Linked DNA regions of Homo sapiens: all the other regions are linked to region 1. A link is a loop called in an ENCODE intact Hi-C map of the cell type or tissue named here. Cell type or tissue: heart left ventricle. All regions are shown on one strand. Region 1 holds the start of INPP4A (inositol polyphosphate-4-phosphatase type I A). Region 2 overlaps INPP4A (inositol polyphosphate-4-phosphatase type I A). Region 3 overlaps INPP4A (inositol polyphosphate-4-phosphatase type I A). Region 4 overlaps COA5 (cytochrome c oxidase assembly factor 5). Region 5 overlaps INPP4A (inositol polyphosphate-4-phosphatase type I A).

What was found. Peaks named below come from ENCODE experiments on the same cell type or tissue, not always from the same donor. Only the 100,000 strongest peaks of a DNase experiment are listed, where the experiment ranks them.
Region 2: it touches region 1 in a loop (2.0-fold over the local background); 31 of 110 quality-filtered maps call a loop at or near these places.
Region 3: a loop joins it to region 1, with 2.2 times the contacts of the local background. A loop is called at or near these places in 16 of 110 quality-filtered maps.
Region 4: a loop joins it to region 1, with 2.3 times the contacts of the local background. A loop is called at or near these places in 21 of 110 quality-filtered maps.
Region 5: it touches region 1 in a loop (4-fold over the local background); 31 of 110 quality-filtered maps call a loop at or near these places.

The regions. Positions count from the first base shown.
Region 1 is chr2:98,442,224-98,447,223 of GRCh38, reverse strand. INPP4A (inositol polyphosphate-4-phosphatase type I A) reads right to left here and starts at 2,366. Exons shown (of 25, transcript NM_001134225.2): 1 at 2,139-2,366. RefSeq lists a silencer at 1,897-2,536. In heart left ventricle, no CTCF peak of the experiment used is centred here; DNase peaks (open chromatin) are centred at 1,938 and 2,373; H3K4me3 peaks cover 2,368 bases; H3K27ac peaks cover 1,581 bases.
Region 2 is chr2:98,516,075-98,521,074 of GRCh38, reverse strand. It overlaps INPP4A (inositol polyphosphate-4-phosphatase type I A), which reads right to left. Exons shown (of 25, transcript NM_001134225.2): 2 at 2,050-2,111; 3 at 921-1,129; 4 at 344-388. The coding sequence starts at 1,026. Among named protein-coding and RNA genes, the nearest start is that of INPP4A, 74 kb to the right of the region's middle. RefSeq lists enhancers at 451-951, 952-1,452. In heart left ventricle, a CTCF peak has its summit at 2,804; a DNase peak (open chromatin) is centred at 2,794.
Region 3 is chr2:98,560,672-98,565,671 of GRCh38, reverse strand. INPP4A (inositol polyphosphate-4-phosphatase type I A) reads right to left here. Exons shown (of 25, transcript NM_001134225.2): 18 at 2,035-2,207; 19 at 909-1,032; 20 at 1-32. Among named protein-coding and RNA genes, the nearest start is that of COA5, 45 kb to the left of the region's middle. In heart left ventricle, CTCF peaks have their summits at 2,500 and 2,703; DNase peaks (open chromatin) are centred at 1,005 and 3,182; H3K27ac peaks cover 3,268 bases.
Region 4 is chr2:98,599,242-98,604,241 of GRCh38, reverse strand. It overlaps COA5 (cytochrome c oxidase assembly factor 5), which reads left to right. Exons shown (of 3, transcript NM_001008215.3): 2 at 51-134; 3 at 3,449-4,928. The coding sequence ends at 3,490. Among named protein-coding and RNA genes, the nearest start is that of COA5, 6.8 kb to the left of the region's middle. RefSeq lists an enhancer at 2,589-2,758. In heart left ventricle, a CTCF peak has its summit at 2,497 (motif pointing right); no DNase peak of the experiment used is centred here.
Region 5 is chr2:98,503,051-98,508,050 of GRCh38, reverse strand. The region is part of intron 1 of INPP4A (inositol polyphosphate-4-phosphatase type I A); the gene reads right to left. Among named protein-coding and RNA genes, the nearest start is that of INPP4A, 61 kb to the right of the region's middle. RefSeq lists an enhancer at 190-249. In heart left ventricle, no CTCF peak of the experiment used is centred here; a DNase peak (open chromatin) is centred at 2,350; H3K27ac peaks cover 1,474 bases.

The sequences.
Region 1 (5,000 bases):
GATGTTGTGGCAACTTTTCTGGAATACTAAACTGAAAAGGAGCTTTTCATTTAAAAACGAAAACAGGATGAAACAGTCTTGGTGGAAAGCCTCCCCCTCCACTCTGCCTCACTGAACTCTTGAGATGTTAAGCCCTGGGCTGGGGATCAGTGGGGCAGTCGGTCCCACACCGCCTTCAGGTCCATTCCCGTGTGCATTTGAAGAGATGTTGGCTGAGAACGCTCCCTCTTAGGCAGGCAGCTGGTTAAAGGGACTTGCAGGGCTGATAGTTCTCTGTCATACACATCCCATTTTTCTAGTGCTCTACAGTTTACAAATAGCTCTCGTGTATTATTTTATTTCATCCTTCCTTAAAGTGATTTTTTTTTAAAAAACGCTAATATTCAGTTTAACAGCAATACTACAAAATATCCAGTTTTGAAAACAGGGAGGCACTATAATATCTGCCCTTGGTTCTGAATCTAGTTGGGAAACAAGACTTACCCAAGCAGATTAAACACCCTGAGACAGAATAATCTAAATGAAAAAAGTAGCTACATGATGAGTAAGGTGGCCAGGTAAGCAGACTAATTCTATAAGGAGCTCAGTAGAAACACAATGTTTCTTTCTCTTTGAATTTGTCCACATCCATTTCTTTAAGCCTTTTCTTCAAGCCAAACTCTACCAAGCAGCTCTGGCTTCACAGGCGTGTTTACTAGACATCACAGGGAATGAGGCACCGAGAGGCCCGTTCACATGCAACGCCACCCCTGGGACAGACAGCATCACGGCCTCCTGGCACCACTCCTGCAACAGACCAACCACACTGCCCTTCTTACATGGGCCCCATCATTCATCTTTCTTCAAAGAAAACAGTACATTAGCAGTCGACACTTCAGCAAAGAACCCCCAAAACAAATGCCCTAGCCTAGATCCAAAAACAAAATTTCCGTTAAAGAAAGTGTGTTTTTCAACCAAAGAAAAATTAGGCTCAATTCTAGGACAACCTATAGCAAGCAATTCTACGTGCACTGGCCAACGCCAACAGCAGCTAGATTCCAAAACAAACTCAGCAAAAAAGGCTCTGCTCTCACCTTTTAGAGATAAGAACCAGAGTCAGCAAGCGGCAGAACCATGATTCACACCGAAGTCAACCCACTCTGTCCTCAACCCCACTGGCTTCCCCATGGTCCACACAACCCACTGTGAACAGATGGACCAGTCAGAATTTCTCTGCAACACCCAAATCGCCACCCCACCCCCATTCCCTTGGTTTAAATGCCCTGAGGGGCAGGCGACAAATCAAATTCCACTCTTAGGCAGGTTCCCAACACAAGACACATTCAGTGGCAAAGCAAAAGAGAAGATGGGCTCTACCACATATAGGTCTTTCTTACCCAGAGGAACATTTTCATGGTCTGTCATTACGGATGAACTCGGGGCAGGAAGAACCCATCATTATGTAATGTCAGAGGGCAGGCGACAGGGGAAGGGAAGCGAGACCATCAACATTCCCTTCCTTCGCCCACAAAGACACAAATTTACCTCTGACATTTTGAACGTCTGTCTTCTGGGGCCTACCCATTCCTGGCTGGCTTTTCAAGAGACAGCCACAGATCCCTGCACATTTCTCAGGCCTCAATTAATTGACTAGCAAAGCCAGAGAGAAATAAAATATAGAAAGCAAAGATGCTAGAAATGTTGTCGGGGTCTAAAGGCAGGCAGAAAATGGAAGAGTTTCGAGGATGGAGACCAGATTTCCCACACGGAGATGCATGTTTACTTTCACCCGGTTATGTTTCCACCCCAAACACGGCAAGGCCTCCAGCTTCAGGAGCCCGTAGACCCAGCCCTGGAGCCGCATCGGGCAGGCACCGCGTCTGCGTCCCGCGGCCACGCGCCCGCTCGGCACCCGGCTCCCTGCTGGGGCGGCCGCGTCTTCACGGGGCTGGGGGTCGGCCGGGCTCGGATTGTTCTCAAAAGACGCCACCGCAGGTGGACCACTGGCACCGTTAGGCAGTGCAATTTCCATGAAAACCGCGGGCGCCGTCCACATCCGCCCCAGCGGGGACCTGGACGCGCCCCCGCGCCCGCTGTCCGTCCCCGGCCCCGGCCCCCGCGGCGGCCGCGTCGCCTCCTGCCCGGCCCGGCCCACCTACCTGGCGCTCCCCGGCCCCCGGCGCCAGCCGCCCCGCTGTCCCGCCGGGCTGCGCGCCAGAGCCCCGCAGCAGCAGCAGCGCCGCCGCCTGGCTGTGAAGTCGCGGGCTGCGGGCCCGGCCTCAGGTGCTGGTCCTCCTGCCCCGGCCCACGGAGCCCGACCCGGCGGCAAACCAGCAGCGAACCCTCCACGCGCGCCGCAGCCCTAGCCAGCCGCCGCCGCTCTAGACGCCGGGCGCAGCCCCGCCCTGGCCCCGCCCCCTTGTCGCGCATGCGCGCTGAGGGCCCGGCCCGCGCCCTGCGACCCCCGCCCCACTACCAGCCCGAGCTGGGTCCGCCCTCTGAGACAGTAGGGCCGGTGACCGAGCTGCTCGCGCCAATTCCTACTGCTAGGTTCCCACAAGATCCCACCCTATCCTGTGACTGCTTCACCTGCAAGGAGTTCTTGAACTTCTGGACTTGACTGAGCGATGGCATCTTCACCCTGTCATCCACTGAGGCATCTGAGGCCCTGACGGATCCCCAAGGGAAAGTTTCCTGGAGGAGCCGCGACCCGGGGATGCGCCCCCAACCTTTTGCCCTCCGGACAAGAGCACTTCCTGAAGTGCAGACGTACTCACTCCCCAGGAGATGTTTAGGAAACTGAACATTCCAACCAGACAAGCAAAAAATTAAAATCTTAATTCTTTGAAAATACAGACTTGCAAAAAAAAGAAAATTGCTAACCTCTAAGTGTATGTCCTTCCGGACCTGTTCTGGCCTGTGTGCATAAGTGTGCACTAACAGACTTGCAACAGCATCAGTCCTTACACTTTGCCCCAAGTTTCTATTTTTCCATAGACAAAAACAATAATCAGAAGTTTTGGAAGAAAATTTTCACTTTGACTTTAAAACAGCATTTCTCCTTGAGCAAGGGCAAATACTGGACTGAATGTATCCTTATCTTTGAGTCTTCACATTTTATCCGAAAAAAAAATTCTTAAAATGATTTTAATTCAATAAACCAGAATACTTCTCAGGCAGAGCATTTAAACATATAATTTGCTTCAAAAACAAAAGAGATTAACCAGTTAGGAATGGAAATTAAGAATTCTCTGAACTCATTTAGAATTATGTCTGATCCTCCTCATGTCACCAAAATACAGACAATAGTCTGGAATAAAAATAAACAAATATAAAACGAGTTTTTTGGGGAGCCTGAGGCAGGAGCATCGATTGAGCAGAGGAATTTGAGGCTGCAGTGTCAGCCTGGGAGACAGAGCAACACCCTGTATCTCTAAAAAAAAAAAAAAAAAAAAGAAAAGAAAAGAAAAGAAAAAAGAAAAAGAAAATGTCCTAGTTTTAAATTTTTATTTCTTTACTTTTTATTTTATTTCTCTTCTGAAAAGTAACTTAGTAATAAAACAGTTCCCTCTTATTATTTCTCCAGCTAAATGGAAAGAAATATTGACAGAACCTTGACTCCACAGTACAAAGTTAAAGCCAAGAAAATCAAATTTGTAGAAATGCAAAAATATTTTTGCATTTTTTTTAATTACTGTGACCAATTAGTTTGCTTGGAACAGCCCCAGTTTACATCTTTTTGCAGCAAAATTATTAATAGGGCCCTCTTTCACTCTCAAATGTATTCCTGTTCAAACAATAAATTTTATGGCCATGCTGTTTATTTATTTATTTTTGGGATGGAGTTTCGCTCTTTTTGCCTAGGCTGGAATGCAATGGCGCGATCTCGGCTCACCGCAACCTCTGCCTCCCAGGTTCAAGCAATTCTCCTGCCTCAGCCTCCCAAGTAGCTGGGATTACAGGCATGTGCCACCACCCTGGCTAAATTTGTATTTTTAGTAGAGACAGGGTTTCTCCATGTTGGTCAGGCTGGTCTTGAACTCCTGACCTCAGGTGATCCACCCGCCTCGGCCTCCCAAGGTGCTGGAATTACAGGCGTGAGCCACCACGCCTGGCAGTCATAATCAAGCTAAGAAAGTTGTTAAACACTAACTTTTAAAAAAGAAAAAAAAATTAAATTTATAAAGATTTAAAAATAGATATCAGTCTAATTTCAGTATTCATTCATTTAGTACAGTAACACTGAATGAGGATCAGCTTCCAATAACATCTGTCACTTGACTGTTATGTAATTCTGGATAATCTTCAAAGATCAATCACATTTTCAGTGTGGCAAAGAATGAGGCCCTAATTCCACCGTAGAATGAAAATTATCAAGAGAAAAGGGAGCCATGTGTTAGTTAATACTGTAAAAGGAAAATAAAATCTCGGGACCCCCAAACTCACTACTCCAAAGGGAAAAGCTAAGCTTGGGAACTGAATCATGCAAAAAAAACTGCCTTCCTTTTGTTCCTAAAGAGATAGCTGCAAGATAGAAGGCCACATATCTCCCCAGGTGGCCTCCCTCACCCTGACAATGTAAATTAACAGCTTATCGTCACAGGAATGGGACAAAGACAAGCGGAGGAATCATCCTTCCACCCACCCCAAGACAAATGCATATTTGACCTCTTCCTCTACTCTCTGTTTACTTACCTTATGTAAAAATGCATAATTCACTGTTCTTCTTTCCCCTCCTGCCCACTTTTTCCTCTTTAAGTATTGAAGTCCCCAAAACCCTCTTGGGAAAAAGCATAGGCCACAGATCCTACTGATCCTACTGTAGTTTGTGCCTCATTTTCCCAGTTGCATCCTCAACCTTGGCAAAATAAACCTCTAAATTGACAGATCTGTCTCAGACACCTTTTGGTTTACAATATCATGCTATATCTTCCCTAAGCATCACGATGTGATAGCTAAGTATGCTGGTGGTAAAGTATCTCAGTCCTTCAGAAGTTCTCAACATGGGGTCCCTAACCAGT
Region 2 (5,000 bases), 74 kb before region 1:
CCCTCCTTCCCTTTCCCCCATTGGGGTGGGGGTGGGGAGGGTCTCTGTTGGCAGCTCTAGGTGGGCTCACCTCCCTGTCCCCAGCCACCTGTGGAGAGCATACCCCCAAGGGGGCGGGCCCCATGCTGAGGAGACAGGAGCCTGTGGGCACGGAGGCTCCAAGGTGCCTTCCCATCCACAGAAGTTCACAACTGTGAGGGCTCCGTCTTCTCAGAAACGCTGCAGCAGTGGTGGCAGCAGCAGCAAGCTCTCTGAGACAAGCCCATGCACTGGTGGTAGTGTTTTTGTTTTCATTTTTAAGTAAAATATTTTTTAAAACAAAAAAATAATGAAAGATACCTACCTAAGCTAAATTCTAAAATGGGCTCATCTGGGTCTTGTATATTTCCTGAATAGAAAAGAAATGACAGAAAAATCATCCTTAATAAACTTTTCTCTGTTTTCAGATTAAATGCACAAATGACCCTCTACTTCCCCCCAACAACAACAAAAACTGCCATGCAAGACAATTTCTTTATTTTAAAAATATTTTGTTTTTGAGATTGCTAAGAAGTCCCTGACCCCACAACCAAACCCCTGCTCCTCCTCAGATCTACACATCCACAACAGGGAGGGCTTTTACCATGGCCTGGGCATGGGCCAGCAAAACACTTGGACATTCCCACACTACCCTGGTGGTGCCCCTGCCACCAAACTGGAAAACTAATGTAGTCAGGCTCCAGCAGAAGCGGTTCACAGGAAGAGGGCTGACATCCCCCTTCCCTATTTCCTGGTTCAACCAGAAGGATGCCAAACCAGGGTACCCTGTAGTCTAGGGTAGTCATGGGGAATCATTGGGTACCTGCCAGCACTGCTGCAGTGTGGAGCCCAGGTGCTGTGAGCTCATACCTGGAGCCCGGTGCAGGCCCTGTGAGGCTCACCTGCCAGAGAGAGGCCCAGCATGTCGGCCGCCACGTCGATGGTGGAAGCCCGCTGCATTGCACGGGCCCTGGCACCATGGCGAGGGCTGTGCTCTCTTGCTGTCATGATGTCATTGGTGATGATGTGCTTCTTGATCCTCGGTCAGACCACGCCTGATTACCCGGGAAGTGCTGGCACCGAGCCCTAGTCCACTAAAGTGGCAGTAGCCCTGAGAAAAGGAGCACTTGTAAGAAACCATGGGGACGGTGATGGAGAGAAATCATGCTCTCATTTAGAAAGAACGTGACCTACCGGGGGCGAGGTACAGTGACAGGGTTCCCCAGCATGTGAGGAACCGGGGTGGACTGTCCACTGCTCCCTGCCCCTTCTGGTCACTTCTTCCTCCCCACTCCCCAACACAGGGTGTCCATGGGATCCCTTGAGGATGTCCTGTCCTCTTCAGCAGAGATATGCCACAGTGAATGATGGTTTTCATATAATTATAAAATATGGCTTTCGAGATTTTCTTGTTCTCTTTATTATGCTCTTCTGTTGGCAAGTCTCTTAGAACCTTTAAATATTTAAATCAATTCACCACAACCTCTGTGAGAAGGGTAAGAGCTGCAGAAGAGTCTGCTGTCCACGGGCTACATACAGGTGGCAAAACACTAGTGAGACAAAGCTCACAACTCTAACCTGCTGGCTTTCTTCCCAGAGCTGCATAAACTTCACGTGTGTCTGGGTCTCAGGCTTTCCTTCCCGCAAAGCATGTAATCTGGGCCTAAGCGAAGTGGAGGGTGCTGTGCTATGGAAAGGGAGGGCTCTGGGTAAAACACTGCCACAGGCTGAGTCACACGCTTCACATGGCTCAGAGCTCCAGAGCTCACACTCTGCTCTCAGAACTAGATTAAGCAGCGAGAAGGTGTTTCAGGTTTTTCCAACCCTATATGCTACAACTCCTGCTGTCTCTAGAAAGAACCAACCTTTACAAGTTAAGATAATTAGACTGAGCAATAAGCCTAGTTTAAAACACTCTCTCAGAGGTCTTCATATTTCCAGAGACAGCCCTGATCTTCTCAAAGGGTGTCCACACCCTGTGCCTGAAGGACCTGGGCTCCTGTCCTTGGGTTAATTCACCAAACAACTTACTGGACATGTTTGCTCTCGGACCATGTGGCATTTCTTCATAGAAGCATGTCCAAATCCATCATCTAAAAATAAGAAAGCGAAAACTTAACAAGCTGGTCAAACATGAAGTTTCTGAGAGACTGCAATGCCTAGAAACGTGGAGGCCAAGAGCTACTCCATGTTTGTTTGAGCTCCACACCCCAATCCAACCTTCTGGCTCAAAAATACAAGTTTTGCTCAAACCCAAAATAAATGAGAAAGAGAAAGCACATATTCCTCTCCCCTGCAGGGCTGATCTGCTGGGGGAGTCTGGGCCTGTCCTAAAGAGCCAGGTGAGCAGCTGGGTGTGGTTTAGGGGGATGAGAATGTGAGACCAGTTTCCCCACTCACAAACTGTAGGCCCTGGGAGAAGCTGCAGGGCCCTCTTAAGGCCCTGCCCTTCAGGATGGATGGGCTGCACCCATCTCATGGGGCTGCAATGAAAACCAAATGTGCGTGAACAGGAGAGGGCTCTGCAAACTCCACTGAGTTCCCACAATGCTGCTGCTGCTGGGCCCCCAGGCCCCACTCAGTCCCAGCACCACAGGGGCTGTTTGGCAGGCCACAGGGCAGGGCTCAGCTCATGAGCCATCCCTCTCAAAGCACCAGGGTCGGGGAATCAGATGACCGCAAGAGCAGAGTGCTTAGCCCAGGGCTGACTCAGTTTCTCTCACAGGCTATGCTCCTATCCCTCCCACTAGGGGTGCCCAGGGACCTTCAGTCTGGGCATCTCTGCAGACACGGCAGTGGCCTGGTGGGGGAGCCACAATAAAAATCACCAAGGGGAAGATTTGCTGGTTAACGTCAAAAGGCACACAAGTGAAGCAATGTGCAATGTGACTGGTAAAACAGGAAAGTGCTTACAGTACTAATATCTGCTTTTTACAGTAATGGTTGTACACATTAACAAAAAACTCACCAAAATGCAAGTGGCAAAAGGTAGGAATTTATAAATGAGGAACACACATGGTAAACATTTTGAAAAAGTGACCAAACTCATTAAGTAACGCAATGCTAAATATGCTTTCCTTCACCTAAATTCGTCCTCCAAAAGAGTTTTGTTTGTTCTTCAATGAGAATACACATTGCTGGAGGACCTGGGGGAAGCTGTCTAGGACTCTCCTATATTGTTACTCCATCTTAGAGTAGTTCAAACATTCAGAAAGCCATCTGGCATTAATTATCAAAATTTGTAAATGATAACAAAACTCTTGCCAATAGTATAGAACATGGAAAAGACTACTGGGTAAAAATGCTTATTGCAGCATTACTTATAATAATAAAGCAATCCAAATGCCCAGCTATAGGTAAGAAAAGAATGTTCTGGAACATCCATAAGACACACTATTATCTGGCTATCAAAATGATCATAATAAAGCCAACAGACACAGGAGAAGTTCTTCAACCCCATTAGTCATCAGGGAAATGCAAACTGAACCCATGAGATACCTCTGCACAAGCACTGGAATAGCAAAAATGACAAAAGACCAACAGTACCAAGTGTTGATGAGGACGTGGAGTAACTGGAAGTGATACTACTGGTAGAGCGTAAATAGTCACCCGCGCTGGAAAACTGGCCGTCTCTACTTAAGTTGAACATGCACCTACCCTGTGACCTGGCATACAACTCAGAGGGGGAGCTGCTAACAGAAACGCACACTTATGCTCACCAAAAGCCTGTAGAGAAGGTTTAGAACAGCAACATTCACAGTAGCAAGATACCTGAGACAACCTAAATGTTCGTCAACAGTAGAACAGATGAAACAATGGGATGAGTCTCAGAAACAACGTCAAGGGGAAAAGTTAAGACCATTCTAGGCAAATCCATTCATACGAAGTTCAAGCACAGGCCAAACGAATCTGTGGCATCCAGAGTATGGAGAGTGGTATCCTGAAGGGGTGGGTACTGACTGGGGAGGGTGAGAGGGCTTCCGGGGCTCTGGAAATGATCTGGGTGCGGGTTACACACAGACTTTACTGTGTGAAATTCACTGAGCTGTACACAGGTGATTTTTATACCCCAATACAAAGTGTATACAAGACAACATAGCATTAAAAAAAAAACTTACGTGAGTTCTGCATCATGTGTTTTTAAAGAAATAGCCCACCTTTGCTCTGTTTGCAGCCATTTAAAGAGGTACTGTACAGAGGGGACAGCCAGCAGGCGGCTGCATCAAGATGACAGCCATGCTGGGGGTGTGATCATGGGGAACTGTCTTCCTCCTTCTCTAACAGCCATACTCTTGTGTCACTGAAGATTTGCACCCCATGCTGGCCAGAGGCAGGGCAGCACCCCAGGCATGACTTCAGCTTGAAGAAGAGGCTCTTCCCTTTTGAACCTTTTCCCAGTGTGTCTAAAGCATTCCATTGCCTGCCTTGCTGCCCTGCTCAGCCTGTTAGTGAAGGTGTCGGTCACCCCCTTCACTTATGACAGTGGAGACAGGCCACCTAACAGAGGGACACATCTGTACCCCAACATCCTGCCAGCCCTGGGGAAGCTCCGAAACTCACCCATGCCTACCCCTTTCCACCTCTCCCTGCAGGGTCCCTGCCCACTCCACCAGCCTGCTCTGCCCTTAGGAGGGTGGTTTATATCCTAGGCATCATGAGGTTTCTGGAGATAGAAATGCTTAAAGGGGTACATCTACAGACTAATTTTACACTTGAGAGAGTTCACAGGTCACGGAAACTTTTAGGTCAAAAAGACCTTAGAAGCACTTCATAGTTATTTGGGGACATTTAATTAGAATCTGCAATTTAAGTCATCAAGGCCCAGAACGCAAAGCTAATTTGCACAGCTGAACTCGATTTCTCTTCTTGGTCTCATTAATATAAGGTAATTCACCAAGGATTCGTATATTCCCAAGGTCCTTGTTTTTCCTCCCAGCTCCATTTGAAGACCAGAGTTCATTAGGAGGAAAAACTGCACTTAA
Region 3 (5,000 bases), 120 kb before region 1:
GCTCATGTCCTCCAGCATTGCCAGCTCCTCCCCTGGACATGAGAGAGGGGCAGGGCTGTCAGGCAGAGGGCCCTGCTACTCTCCCCAGTCTCAGCAGAAGGCAGCCAAGCCCAGGCCTGGCTGTGACAGGAGGGGTGCAGGTGTGGCTCTGGTGGAGGGGGAGTCTCTGAGCCTCTTCCCCTGCAACTCACTCCTCTGTGAGTCAACAATGCCTCTGAAATCCCACAGCCACATCAAAACATGCATCTGGTGGAAACACGCGCCATCCCTTCCCACTATTTCTTGGGCAAGCACCAGATAGTAGGGAGGGAAACAAATACATAAACTCAGAAAGCAAAGCCAGCTCTTGAAACACGAAATGAGAGATGCTAAAGCAGCTTTGCTGTGGCCAGACCCTCCCATTACACAGGGCTTGATATCTATTCGATGTCCTCAATTTCCAATGATTAACAAATGCTTTCTATCACCTTCTCAGAATAAATAAATAATAAACAAGGGTAGGAAGAAGAGAGCCTTTTTAGAGGGCAATTTGGAAATATCTATTAAATTTAAAAATATTCCTACCCTCTGACCCAGCAACTCTCCTTCCAGTCATTCAGTAGCTGCAGAAACAGGCCCACAAGTGCCTCATGCACAGATGTCACTGCTGCACTGGTGTTTCAGGAACAACCCAAAGTCCAACAGGAAGTTACTGGTTAAGTAATTAGCATCCATCCTCAACCAGCAACAACAACAAACCAAGGCGTGTGCGTGTGTAACTGCCAGGTCTGCCATCTGGTCTGCTGTTATATATTTTGGATTTATTTCAATAAGCACGCATTACTGGTATAGTGAGAAAAGTGCCTAGCAAGAAAGGATGGAAACCACACACGCAAGTGGGGCTCCCGATCCTGGCCCGGGCGCCTCACCGTAGGTGCTCAGCAGGCTCTCGAACTGGGCCAGCAGCCCGATGGTGTAGAGCTGGCGCAGGAAGCCGTCGTCATGCAGGCAGTTCCTCAGCTTAATGATGAAGCCGCAGATGAGGGCGGTCAGCTGTGGGAGCGTGGGGTGAAGAGGTTCAGGGTCAGGTGCCTGCTCACCAAATGGCAGTCAGATCATGCCCAGCCCCCCACCGCCCCCTTCCTCTGCTGCCACTGCTCAAAGGGGCTTCAGTGGCACCTCCCATCCCTTGAGAAGCCCAGGTGGGGCATGCCCTGGCCATGGGAAGACGCCCAACAGTGGGCTTGCTATTCCTGTCGCTCACCAAGTGGGTTTGGTTTTTGGCCCAGCTTCTGACCTGACCTATACCTGGCTTTATTCCTAGGCTGGAACTTCTGGAAGCCCATTATTAATTACTCACAGTGAAAGGGTCTATCTACTCATAGAGCCATGCCACCCCTGGCTGGAAACTGAGTTAGCCCCAGCAAAAAACAGAAGTGAGAGACAACATGGTCACTCAAAGTTTCCCCAGTGGGAGATTTTCTATGGGATGAAACAGGACTCTCCAGGATGGGTGAGGGAACCTGTAGAGAACCAGCCCAACCCCAAATCACTGTTCACTTTACTAATTTGATTACTGGCAACTATTAAACTTGTTACATTCATTTCAAGGCTTCACTTCTCTCAACAATAAGAGAGTCCTGCAACAAGCTGCAGAGCTAAGGCACCTACTGTTATACGAGCAATGTTTGCACTGACAGCAAATACCTGTGTTGCCCTCACTCAACCTCTGTGCAGTAAAAAAAAAAAAAAAAAAAAACGCAGCAAAGAAGCCTGTGCCACCCATGCATGCCCTCACTATCTCCTGGGTGCAGAATCGGCAGACTCTGCAGGTGCCAGTTCCTTGGGAGAAGCAAGCATGGGCTGCCAAGGTAGTTCTCCTGACTGTGTTGAAATGTAGACCTCTCTATTAAATAACCTTTAAAGCACCACCAGGAGGAAATATGGCCATCTGGGGTCTTTTACAAGTGAAGTGAGAGGGAAGGGCTTCCTAAGCCTGTCTTTTCTGAGCTGAGAGGTGCCCGTGGTCTCCCTCGGGGTGCTCCCGGGGCCTACCGTCTGGCAGAAGACCACGTCACGGCGGTACTGCAGGCTCAGGTAGGTGGCTATGGTGGGCGCGCTGTCCTGCATGAGCAGGAATACCATGGCCTTCTTGGCCTTGTCACTCATCATGGCCACGCAGTCGGTGAGAGTGGTCAGCAGCGGGTAAAGGGCCTCACTCCATTCACCTGGGGCACAAGCGAAGGGGTCATCACAATGAGAGAGAGATTTTAAGAATTAGGTTCTGGCAATTTAACAAGTCACCTGGCCCCTAACCACTGCAGTCCTCCCACTCCCCCATCTCCACCTCATCTTCCAGCTCTGTCTGGAACCAACCCAGTCTCTAGCCCTCTAGCCCTCTAGCCCCAGCTCTTTCCAGCAACCTCAAACACCAGTTCTACTCCGGTACCTCCAAGACATGCCTGGTCTCCTGAACCTGTTGGGGACCCTAAACAGAAATACTCAAGACAATGCCTTCGGAGGAAAACAACAAAGAAGCTTCTGCAAGTCATGACGAGGCCAGAAAATGCTCTGTCCCCAGAGGCCCATCTCCTTCCACAGCCCTGTAGCACCTCCACCCGGAGAGGAAGGACACCCAGAAAGGTTCTCTGTGATCTCCCTTCTCTTGACCTGGGTATAAAGTCAAGTCAGAGACTCCTCTGCCCTTGCCAAGCCTTGTGTGCAACTGTGTTCAATTCTTACCCCTGCACACCTGGAGGAGGACTATTCCCCACAGCTCCCAAGTTTTCAGCCCTCAGAACGGCCCCACCTTGCACTCACTTCCTTCCCCACCCCCACCTTCCTTCCCCAGTACTATTTCTAGCTTAGTTTTCTTTTAGGAATATAGGGAAACTTTGACCCTATACCAAAACAACTTTTTAAAAATAGAACCTCAAGGGAGAAAAACAGGGTGAAAGATATTTTGGGTTTTGACTCTTTTTTTCCTTCCTATTTAGAAGACATTTAAAAGAGAAGACAGGCTCTCATTAAGGTTATATTTGTAACAGGTGATTAAGACCAGAAATAGGCATGTGACCATCACCACTTGGTGAATCCACCACACCAAACATGGTGAGAAGTCATGGAGTGAAGCCCAGGCAGTACATGCCCCTTAGGGTGAGGGTTCGAGCCACAGAATGCGCCAGGCCATGTCCCGGCACGGCACTCAGGGAAGGCCATGGGCTGTGGGAGCTGTGCGGCTGCCAGAGGATAAACTCTGTCTTAGATAAACAGAATCTCAGAGACCGAGAGAAGGGCGGCTTGGCCCTGTTCTCTCAAGCTGGATGGTTAGCACTTCACTGAGAAACCAACCTAAAGAAATACTGAAACATATAAAAGAATTCCCTACACTCAGTGTTTGGTTAATGCAAATGTTTAAGTATATGTAGCAGCTCAAAAGTTGGAGGTGGCCTAATTGTACATGCAGGCACGCTAACTGTTTGTGGACAGGATTTGTATCTGTAATGGAAAAAGCAGGCTTAAATTTAGCAAGTCCACAGCAGACAGGTCTTAGCAAATGAATCATGGTGACGAAGGACACTGAACTGAGAGGTGGAAAATGTGGAGGCCCGGCCCCGGCCACTGCTGAGCAGAGGTGACCACAGGCAAGGCCCTCGACCCCTCAGCCATGTGGGTCCTTTTTTATAAAATGAGAGAGAGGCACTAGATAATGTCCGAGTCTCTTTCCTCCACTAAAGTTCTCAGAGACCATGTTTTTGTTTCTTTGAAGAATTCTGTTGAATGTATGCCAATTATATGAAGTGCCTATTAAAAATGCCAAAGGCAAACAAGTTTTTCTCGCCAAACGGTTTGGGGAAAGGCAGGCAGTCTTTAAGACTATCCTTCTCTAAGAAGTACATGCTCTTAAAGCAAATGTTGCCAATTTTACTTTGCTCTTCTAGCTGTCATGCATATCATGAAAATCATGATTATTTTAATCTGAAAATGATCAAAATATACAACTGGTCTTACTTGACTAAACAAGCTCTCTCCATACAACTTTTTCACTTTGCCTATATCTCTTTAAACTAAATTCCTATGAGAACGATTGCTTCGCTACATTAGGAAAAAAATGAAAAAAAATTGTAGTATAGGAAGAATGGCTAAAAAGCACTAAGATGTTTGTCCTGGAAAAGAGGAGATATGGAACTTGGTAGAAGGTGAGTGTCGTTATCTGCCCAGAGAAGGACTCAGACATGCCTGGAACAATTTTTTAAAAGTTCAACCAAAGTGAGTTTCTTGGGCAGTAACATGATTTCCACGCAGGATCTAGTGAAGTAAAGGCACCTGGGTCACTGGAATCGGTGAAGGGTTTATACTCTGCCTCCTTCACTGACAAAGCCTTGTTATGAGAAAAAATCAGCTCAGTGAAACAATGTCCTGAGTGACGTCGCTGACCCACGTTTTTGTAGAAAACTCCTTATCTAGTTCCTAACCCGTAATGTTCGCAGACCGGTAGTGAATTCATGGGCCATACTAATTTAGATAACTTTGAAGAGCACTTTCAAATCCGTACTTTGCTTCTGCATTTTCCCCTCATCAGTAGGGGAGGGAGAAAGGGAGAGTGTGTGTGCCTTTGTAAGTGTGTATATTTTAGCCCAGATTAAATGCAGTTCTCCAGGAAAAGCCAAAAGAACTCCTTGCAAGGACCATTTTAGTCCATCAGCATCAACTGTGAAAAAGCCATCAGTGCTTCTGGAAATGTCCCAGCTGACACACAACAAGGAGGGCTCTACAGGCCAGGCATTGTCTGTGTGCTGCCCGGGGACCCATGAGACTTCCCATTAGTTCTGCAACCCTCAGGAGCCCAGAACTGAGAAGACCCCCTGAGCTTCTGTGGGGGCAGATGCACATGCCACCAGCCCTCTCTTGGCCCTAACTGCTGGGTATGGCCCCAGGCTTGGGCACCACTGAGGCTCAGGCGACAGCCAGCTCAGTCCGAAGGCACTGGCCTGCCGTGGAGGTCAGCTGAGGCATGGGCC
Region 4 (5,000 bases), 160 kb before region 1:
TTGTGAGAAAATTTCCAAGGTGTTTATATTGTTTTATGTGTCTGTCATAGGAAGGAAAATCACCTCGGCAGTGTTTGAAGGAAGGATACTGCAACTCTTTGAAGTACGCATTTTTTGAGTGTAAAAGATCAGTGGTAAGTGGTTAAAGATTTTTAAAAGCCTATGCTAAAAATTAGCTATAGGGAGGTTAAATATATGAATGACTTAATAGTTATAGGTAAGTTGCAGTGATATGGTTTGGAAAAAATTACATAGATAATATTTCTTCCTCCAGTGAGTTAACGTTAGGTAGCGTTCATAAAAACCCACAGCTCATTGTTATGTTCTTCTGTCACCGTGCTAACTACAGCTGCTGAACTTCATGCATTTCTGAAAGTGTGAGAATGAAGTCTCGGCAGGTATATACGGGTAAAAGTTGATGTTGGCCACTCGAGTTCAGATCAGTTGGCAATTGTATACAAACATATAATGTGGAGCTCCAAGGTGTATACATTTGTGCCTTATGTGACTAAGAGAAAATGTCAGTATCTGTGTTTGAATTTTGGAGGGATGGATTGTAGAAATAGGGCCTAAAAAGAGATTACAAATCTCTGGGGTTCATTCTAACATTCTTTGATTTGGAAGATGTATGGAGATCTTTGGAATGGAAACTGAGACCCTTTTCTTGGAGAAATGTATAAAACCAAAAATATGAGCATCCCATTAAAGGAAGAAAGCACTTGGACTTGAGGATGTTTTTTTTTTGTTTTTTGTTTTTTGTTTGAGACGGAGTCTCACTTTGTCACCAGGCTGGAGTGCAGTGGCGCAATCTCAGATCACTGCAACCTCTGCCTCCTGGGTTCAAGAGATTCTCCTGCCTCAGCCTCCTGAGTAGCTGGGATTACAGGCGCCTGCCACTGTGCCCAGCTAATTTTTGTATTTTTTTAGTAGAGATGGGATTTCACCATGTTGGCCAGGCTGGTCTTGAACTCCTGACCTCAGGTGATCTGCCTGCCTCGGCTTCCCAAAGTGCTGGGATTACAGGAGTGAGCCACCACACCTGGCCTTGAGCATGCTTTTGTTTGCTTAGGAACTACACTGCAAATCCCTTCCTTTTTGTTAACAAAAGAAATGGAGGGTACTGATACTTACGACCTGCAAGTGGTTGTAAACAAAGAACTTGGAGCATGTTTGCCAGCTAATCAGATCCAGGGAGGGTGTAAAGTTAGATTAAATTTGGCCCTGCTCTGTTTACTTTCTTAAGTGACATCTTTTCCTGTCATTCAGTGTGAATAGAGGAGGATTTTCTTGCCTTCTCTCACATAGATTTGTTACCCATGTAAAATGCAAACCTTTAACTTTGTCAAGAATTTCAAAGCGTGTGCAGTAAACCCTCTGAAATTCTCTACCTAAAGCTCAGTCTTCGATCTCCAAAGAACGAAGTCAGATTTTTTTTTATTTTTACAATTTATCTACTTTCAGCAGAAATTTTTAACAATCTTACATAAAAAGTAAAATGATCTTACCATTTCTAAATATCAGTACAAGGCAGAGTTTCACATATACTTTGACACTGAGAAGAGCACCTTAGGGACCCTTTTTTTTTTTTTTTTTGAGATGGAGTCTCGCTCTGTTGCCCGGGCTGGAGTGCAGTAGTGTGATCTTGGCTCGCTGCAACCTCTGCGTCCTGGGTTCAAGTGATTCTCGTGCTTCAGCCTCCCGAGTAGCTGGGACTACAGGCAGCTGCCACCATGCCCAGCTAAGTTTTATATTTTTAGTAGAGATGGGGTTTCGCCATGTTGGCCAGGCTGGTCTCAAACTCCTGATCCACCCACCTCTCCCTCCCAGAGTGCTGGGATTACAGGCATGAGCCATTAACACCCGACCAGCTTAGGGACCTTTTTATAATCTTTCTCCAAGACCATGTTTTACTGTTAGTCCTCCAAAATGAGTAGAGTCATATCGCTGTTAATGCAACTTGTTATACATGCTTGGCAAAAAACCCAGAAATATAAACATTTAAATTGTGTGGGTAATTTTGTATGCTATTAAAGTGAGTGTGCATCTTATTGAAGGTGAGATGGGAAGTTTGAATCTGCTGTTCTCTCATAGTATGAGCAGTTCACCATCCTGATTCCTGTGTTTTAAAATTTTTTTTTAAAAGTATGGCTTTAGCTACTTTACCTAGTGCTCAGTGAATAAATGGCTGTCTGTCCACACTTTGTTGGACTAACTGGCAGGGTCTGTCTCTAAAATAATTCCTTCCTATAGAATAGTGGTCTGCAACATTTTTGGCACCAGGGACCAATTCCATGGAAGAAGACAATCTTTCCACGGACGGGGAAGGGGGCAGGGGATGGTTTTGGGATGAAACTGTTCCACTTCAGGTCATCAGGCATTAGATTCTCATAAGGAACGTACCACCTAGATCCCTTGAATGTGCAGTTCACAGTAGGGTTCATGCTCCTGAGACTCTAATGCTGCTGATCTGAATGTAATGCCCCTGATCTGACAGGAGGTGGAGCTCAGGCCCTAACACTCCCTCTCCTGCTGCTGACCACCTGTGTGGCCTGCTTCCTGCCAGGCCATGGACTGGTACAGGTCTATGGCCTGGAGGTTAGGGACCCCCAATATAGAATTTTTGGGGAGTGACATTGACTATGCAAGTTTGCCTTACAAACTGACTTGAGAACCCTCTGCTCTACCTACTACCCTTAAGAAATGACTGCACTGTGAGGCTTCAGTCAAAGAACGTGCTGCCAGTTTGTGAGGTGGTAATTCACCTGAAGGATTTTTAATCCCAAAGTAATGTGTTACTTAACATTTTTCAGGGCTCATCAGTTGCAATTTAAAGATTTCAAATATATTTGAATATTAACCTAAACCTAGAAAGTTAAGTTTTTTAGAAGAAGAATGTATATTGAGTATAGTCCAAATAAACAGTTAAATGTAATTTGGATTCTTGATTGCCCTTAAGCGGAACTTCTATTTTTAATGCCATCTTTCTTATTTATTTATTTATTTATTTATTTATTTATTGCCCAGGCTGGAGTGCAGTGGTGCGATCTTGGCTCACTGCAACCTCCACCTCCCAGGTTCGAGCAATTCTCCCGCCTCAGCCTCCTGAGTAGCTGGGATTACAGATGCATGCCACCACACCCAGCTAATTTTTGTGTTTTTTAGTAGAGATGGGGTTTCACCACGTTGGCCAGGCTGCTCTCAAACTCTTGACCTTGTGATCCGCCCACCTCATCATCCCAAAGTGCTGGGATTACAGGCATGAGCCACTGTGCCCTGCCAATGCCATCTTTGTTACTGTGGTTTTTCTTGGTAGTTCTGATGTCATCACCTTTTTGATTTTGCTAATAACTGGTTTATTTCTCTCATGCGGTGATACCCTTACCAAAGTAAGGGGTGTTTAATTAATTACATTGTACCAAATTTGATTTAATTGTATATTTATTTTCAGTTGGATAACAGGGCAAGATTCAGAGGAAGAAAAGGATATTGATGCATTATGTTGAAGCCAACATGGAAAACAACAAATATTTTCCCTGGTCATTAACACAAAGAAGCCAAAACAGGAAACATACTTTTTACTACATCTGTTTGGTTGGACCAGATTTCCCCTCCGTGGAACACTGAAGAAAGTGGATGAGTTGTTTTCGAATATGTATAAAGTAAATGATTCTCTTGATCCAAGTTATTTTTAGAAGAAAAACCTAATTGAACAGGTATGGGTTGGGAGCATAATAAATGTGTTTTGAGAATTGTTCTAAAGCACAGAAAATGGAAAGACTGTTATTTGCAAACTTGACTCTTCAATTGAATTACCCAATTAGTACAGGCCACTGATTTGACTGACACAGTCGATAACATGCAGCCTATCCAGAAGGTGTCTGTTGGGAAAGTTTAGGATAAAACTTTTTCTTTAGTTCAGTCTTTTCCTGTCTAGTTCTAAAATGAATTGTGTTTGATTCCTTAGAGAAGAAATACTTCATTTGTGCTCTGATTCACTGAAGTAATAACCTCAGCACTTTAATAGCGTCCACAGGCATAGCTGATGCTAGGCCCCAGATTGTGTTGCCCAGGCTCTTTACCATCATCTTCGGACTGTTTTTGTTTCCTGGTTACATTTTCAGTCTGGCCCGCTCTACATAATGGGCCAGTGTCAGCTCCAAGTCCACATCCTTATTATCCATGATTCAAAAGGGAGAGAGAGAACTTCCTTTTTCAGGGTCCACAAATCAAATCTATAAAAGGACTCTGGTCTTCCCAGGATCACCTGCCCTTGCATTGGACCAGTCCCTGTGGAAGAGGGGATGGGGGCCTGTGATCTTGGCCAGGCCTGGGCTATCTATCTGCACTGTCATTGCTAACTCCTGTCAGAATCACATGGATGAGTAGTGGGCTGAATCCCAAAAGGAAAGGGGTTTAGAGCAAGTGGAAACAACAGATGTTCACTATAGAAAGCAAGAATGAAAACCATGAAGTGGTTGAAGATTAGCCTTACAGTAATTTTATTCTGATCACTTAATACAGTAGAGTCAAACAGGAATCCAAGTTTCCAACTTTATTATTTTTGGCACTGAAGAATTACAAAGAACTCTAGCGTCTTTATACCTCCGTGGTTCACTGGAGTTAAAGCAATCGGGGCGTTGTACAGCTCACTTGAGTTTTTAAAGGTTCTACTAAAAAGTGAGAATTCCACAGCAATATGGGTCATTGTTGCAGAATATCACAAAGGTCTGTTGTGTATACTCCTTTTCACCAGGAAAGGGACAATAATAGTTTTTTTCAATGTATATATATATAAGTGATCTAACTTTTTATTAATAAAAGTAAACAACTCTAAAATGTATATTATAAAGCCCTGTCATCTTTGTTGAGTAATAGCTTTATTGAGCTTTATTTGGAGAAATACACATACCGTAAAATTCACACTGAAACTTACCAATTCAGTGTTTTTTATTATATCTACAGAGTTGTGCAACCATCACCACTAATTCCAGAACATTTGC
Region 5 (5,000 bases), 61 kb before region 1:
CCAGCCACAGCAATGTCCTTTGCCTTGCCGTACAGTGTTTTGCATTCACCCCATGCCCTCACCACCCACCCCCTCAACCCAGGGGATGCAGTGACGATGCCATCATGGTAAGGACAGTCATGGGAACTCCTGCTAGCCTGGCTAAGACACTATATAGAGCAGCCAGGACGCTGTGCAGGGGGGTGAGCTTAGGCAGAAAGGCGTATTTGTCTCAGGAGTCTGGGCTGAGCTAAACACCTCAGCAGGAACATGGCTGAGCTGGCCCATTGACTCCAAGGCTGGCAGCAAATGTGGCCCTTCCCCTCTGCTTACCCATGTCCATCATCCTCCCACTCTGCAAATGAGCCAGTCCACATGGTGGGAGCTGAGACAGCCCCCAACTTGAAACTCTCCAGCTCCAGCCACCAGAGGCCGCCTGCATGGGTGCTCTCCCAGTTCTCTCCAGCTTGAGCCAGGCCCCCCAGGCTGGGGGTGGGGGTCACGTTGTAGCATGGGGGCTTCAACACTACCCATGAGCTTGGGTGGGAGAAAGCTCCCACAAAGCAGTGGAGCACCACCACCCCTTCAATCCATCACAACTTTCAGTAACCAAATGGAGATTTCCCTACAGCACGTGTTTCTTAAACTTTAAACAGAATGGTCAAATAACTCTCATGTTAACTAGATGGCTTTACATTGTATCAGACACACAACATAAACACATAATTAGTCATAAACTCTTTTGTTTAGAACATTTAAACAATTAGAAAAAAAGTGATCTATAAATTAACACAAGCAAACCCCAACACAAATGAACTCGGGTTTATATTCCTTTAATGTGAGGGATGGGATGGGCTGTTTTACAGAAAGGATCAGTCACGCATAACCTTGACACTACATCCTCTACCGTCACCCAGCCTGAGGCCAGAAATGGCCAGAATGGCCCCTTCAGGGTCCACCCAGCTATTTGGTCAAAACAGCAGTGGCCAGCGGCCACCATTCCACAAAAAAGTGAGTTGCCAAGCAGGGCAGAGGAGGGGGATGTGGCTACACCTCCCTGGACTGTGAACGAGGATCAAAGCACCCCAGACCGCAGACTCTCCAAAATGTCGTTTTCCTCCTCTGAATGAAATCAAGATTGTTTCAGGAAACAAACGCAGCTTTAGGGCTTGCTGTGTGAAAATGCAGCCCTGAAAATGCTGAGTTCCTTTCCTTGACTCCCCCTCCCTGCCACAGGGGAGTGCCCGCATTGTGGGCCACTCCAGGAGGCAAAGTCCAAATGTGCCCAGGACCCCTTCCTCTTGTGAGGAGCAGCCACCATTCCTCCCCTCGGTCTGTTCACAGCATCGTGTTCTCCCAGGACTTCAACAGTGTCTGCTGCCAATGCAAGCAAGGGACGTAGTTTCTCACAATGTTTCCAATCCACAGAAGAGGGTCAAGAGAGGAGGAGACCAAGAACTTCTCAGGCCAAGGTGCCTTCTGCCCGCTCACCTGCCTCATCTGGTCTCCATGGGAGGAAACACCTTGTCTAGAGGTCTCTGTAGGTAAAAAATCTCAAGGGGGAAGAAATATAAGTGTGAGCAACAACAACACAGCTTGCAAATGCTGCCCACATGTTTTGACTCGCCTGGTCCTCACACCACACCGCTGGGCTGGGAGAGACAGCTATTCTAGTTTGATGCCTGGGAGCCAGGCTCACAATGGTAGAGGGGCTCCCTCAAGGTCAGCAGCAGCAGCAGAAGTAGGACCTAAAGGCAGGCCTTACTAGTCCAGTGCTCTTTCCGATATGCAGAAGAGAGTGCAGAGCACATTAATTCGACTACTACCAAATGCTAATAAAAGGCATCATCTTTTTCAGTTGTAGAGTTCCTCATTATGTCCCGCCCTGTCCCCACCCATGTCTTCATAAGCATCTCCTGTGGTTACTCAGTCTCTGACTCCATCTCCAGCTTTTCCCATCAAGCAACACTAAATTCTAGTCAGGAAACAGGGCTTCCTAGAGAAGCAAAAGGCAGAACTTTAGGATGAGAGCAGATTCTTTTTTGTATCATTCATGTTTGATTTTCTTTTCTTAAATTAAGCTGAAATTAAACCCCTCGAAGAAATATTGTTATTGTTTCTGTCAAAAATAGTTAAAAAATAAAGTTTAAAAAACAAAAATTTGTGAACAGGATAAACAGACAAAACCTAGCCAACAATATCAACTAATAGCAAAGTGAAAAAGCAAGAATATTCTGTATTTCTAATGGTGGAGACAGGGATTCTATAAATATTGTACAGAAATAATATATTTCAACAGGAAAGTGGAAGGGGAAATGCACCCTCCTGCTGAATCAGCAAGACACAACTCAAGCCCAGGCGTCTGTGGTGACGGCTGGCTCTGTGAGCAGGGCTCCTCTGCTCTGCTTTTATGACTACTGTGTTTTATTTGTAACTTCCTTCTATTTACTATTACCAACAGGTTTTACTCAATCCTAATTTGGTAAGGGAAGAGTGTGCAAGCTGTTTTGAGAAACAGTCACCGCTGTCTCCAATTCTCTCTGGTGACATACACCTCACAGTTCAAGAATAAAGCATGTGTCCTCTCTCTCCTACAAAAGCTCCCACGTCCTCTCTTTCAGGTTCAACAAGGAAGCACTGCAGGGAAAGTGAACGAGCTCATCACTCTGGCTGGACACATAAAAAGTCAGGCCCCACATGGGAAACGCAAGCCTCCACCAAGGTCAGCCCACTCATGAGACACAACAGTCCCAAAGGCTCGCCCAGTACTTTTCCCCAAACCTAAAGGCAAAGTGCACCCTTGGAAGAAGAGGTGGGCATCCATGCCACCTCCTAGAGGGGTTGGGCAGATCCCAGCAGGAGGCTGCCTGAACCTTTTCTAAATGGGAAGCTTTGTGTTCTAGTTTATGCCAGGTCAGTGAGCAACCATTAAGCCAACTTTTGGTTTTGTTTACTAGAAAGCAAGTTATTAGTATAGTACTTTAATATTCAGGCAACTTTCAAAAGTCCATGCTAACAGAGCTTTGGGAAAACAAAGAAAAGACAGAGAGCCTAGAGTGAATCTGGTAAGATGGTCTCAGGCTTGCTCAATCACATGATGCAGAATGTCAAGGCCAGCCAAAGCTGTAGATCCCCCTTGCCATTGCCAGTCCTGCACCTTCAGCAGGATGGCACGTGGGCCTGAAGAGGCACTGAAGATTAACACCACACACATCATTTCCTTCTACAGCGCCACGTTAAGAGCAGAACTGATAATAAGTTGAAAGTTAATAATAACGTGCTTCAGACAAGTGGAGTCAGGCAGGCTCTGTTTATTTTTCTAAGCACTAGGAAAGCCTGCCTTCTAATTCGCAAGTGTCAAAATTGGCTTCACGAGAAAATAAAAAATTTTCTGAGTAGCAACAAAATTCCATAAAGGGCTATAAATGTGAAGCAACCATCACAGATCAATGAAATGCCGGGAAGACAATGCTATTTTAGAAACCAGGCAGTAAGCCAGGAGACTGGGGATGACCTGCCCAAGGCCTCCAAGTGGCAGCACCAACGTTACAATGCTGTTTCTAGCTTCCTCAACAACAAACTGAAATCAGGGAGAGACATCTTGGTCCTCTAGGTCCCATGGAAACACAAAGTGGTCACACATTCAGCAACTTTACTACATGTAGATCTCTGGCAAAGTGGTGTATAACCTGTTTATTTTAGCTGTGAAAATGGAATCCTGTTTGAAACATTCAGTGTTGGGGTGAACACTTAGCAGAGACACAAAAGGACTTCAGTCTTCCCTATTCTCATTAAAACAAATCAAAAGGGCAGCAAGCAGTCCTGATGTTTATATAGGACCTTCCTGGAGAGAGGGTTCTATGGCTTCAGCTACTCGGCTGTGTTGCTGGTTGTTCAGCGTTCCGTGTTTGGTGAGGGAGGACCCCCACTGGCAGTCCTCCATGGGCCTCTTCCACAGTGAACTGACCACAGCTCTTTATTGCAAAGCTGACAGTGGCTGGAATAATGAAACCTCAAAAAGAAATGCAGTTTTTAAAAGAGTGCAATAAGCTGTGCCTCTGAGGCCCATGCCCTTCCTTGGGCAGTGCTCTGTAGCTACCCACCAGAGCTGTGGTTGAGTAAGTTCAACCATGTAGGGACAAGTGCCAACTGACACGCAGCACCTTCATGCTCAACAGCAACATCTGCCTTCTTCTCATGTGGCACCTCTTCTCAACCAGCAGCAAAGATCAGGCTAATAGGGAAGGGACCAGGGCAGAAGACAGGAGCCCTGCCTGCAGGAGAAGGAGTCTCTGTCATCCTGTCACGCAAGCCTGGTTTGATGACCTGAAATGCCTTCTGATGAGAGTGTCCAAAGGAGTCTGTAATCTGGAACTGTCCATTCATCTGTTCAACAAGTACTGAGCTAGGCACTTACAGTGAACACACAAGTGAATCAGAAGTGATCTCTGCCTGCAAGAATCCAACAGTTTAATGATGGAGTAAAACATTCAGATAACACAACTCCAAGACAAAATGAGATGCATGCCCCATGCTGCTACAGAGGCAAGGAAGAAGCTTGAAATCTGGCAAAAGATGATCCAGATGAGGTGCGAGTTGATCTGACTTCAAAAGGAACAGGCACAGGTGCATCCAGCAACAAGCACTCACTCAGGAAACAGGAAAGTCTTGTGTATCAAGGACAGAGAATGGGGCTGGAGAGCCAGGACGAGGTCAATTCTGGAGATCCTTTAACACCAGACCACAGAGCTGGGTTTTAGCTTGCAGGCAGTGAAGAACTCCCTAGGATCTCAATTGTTCAAACCAATCTCAAAAGTCCTGGTACTCTCTTGGACTCTCCTACTGGGCTTTTGAAGACAAATCTCTTTCTCACTTGGGGCAAACCAGGGAGGAACCTGCCCACAAGAATTGCAATGAGCATCCCTTCTCACCAGCAAAGACAGACCCCTGCTCAGACCTGGCAAAGCTGGGTCAAGATGGCACCCACCACCACATGAACAGGCAACATTCACGACCAACAC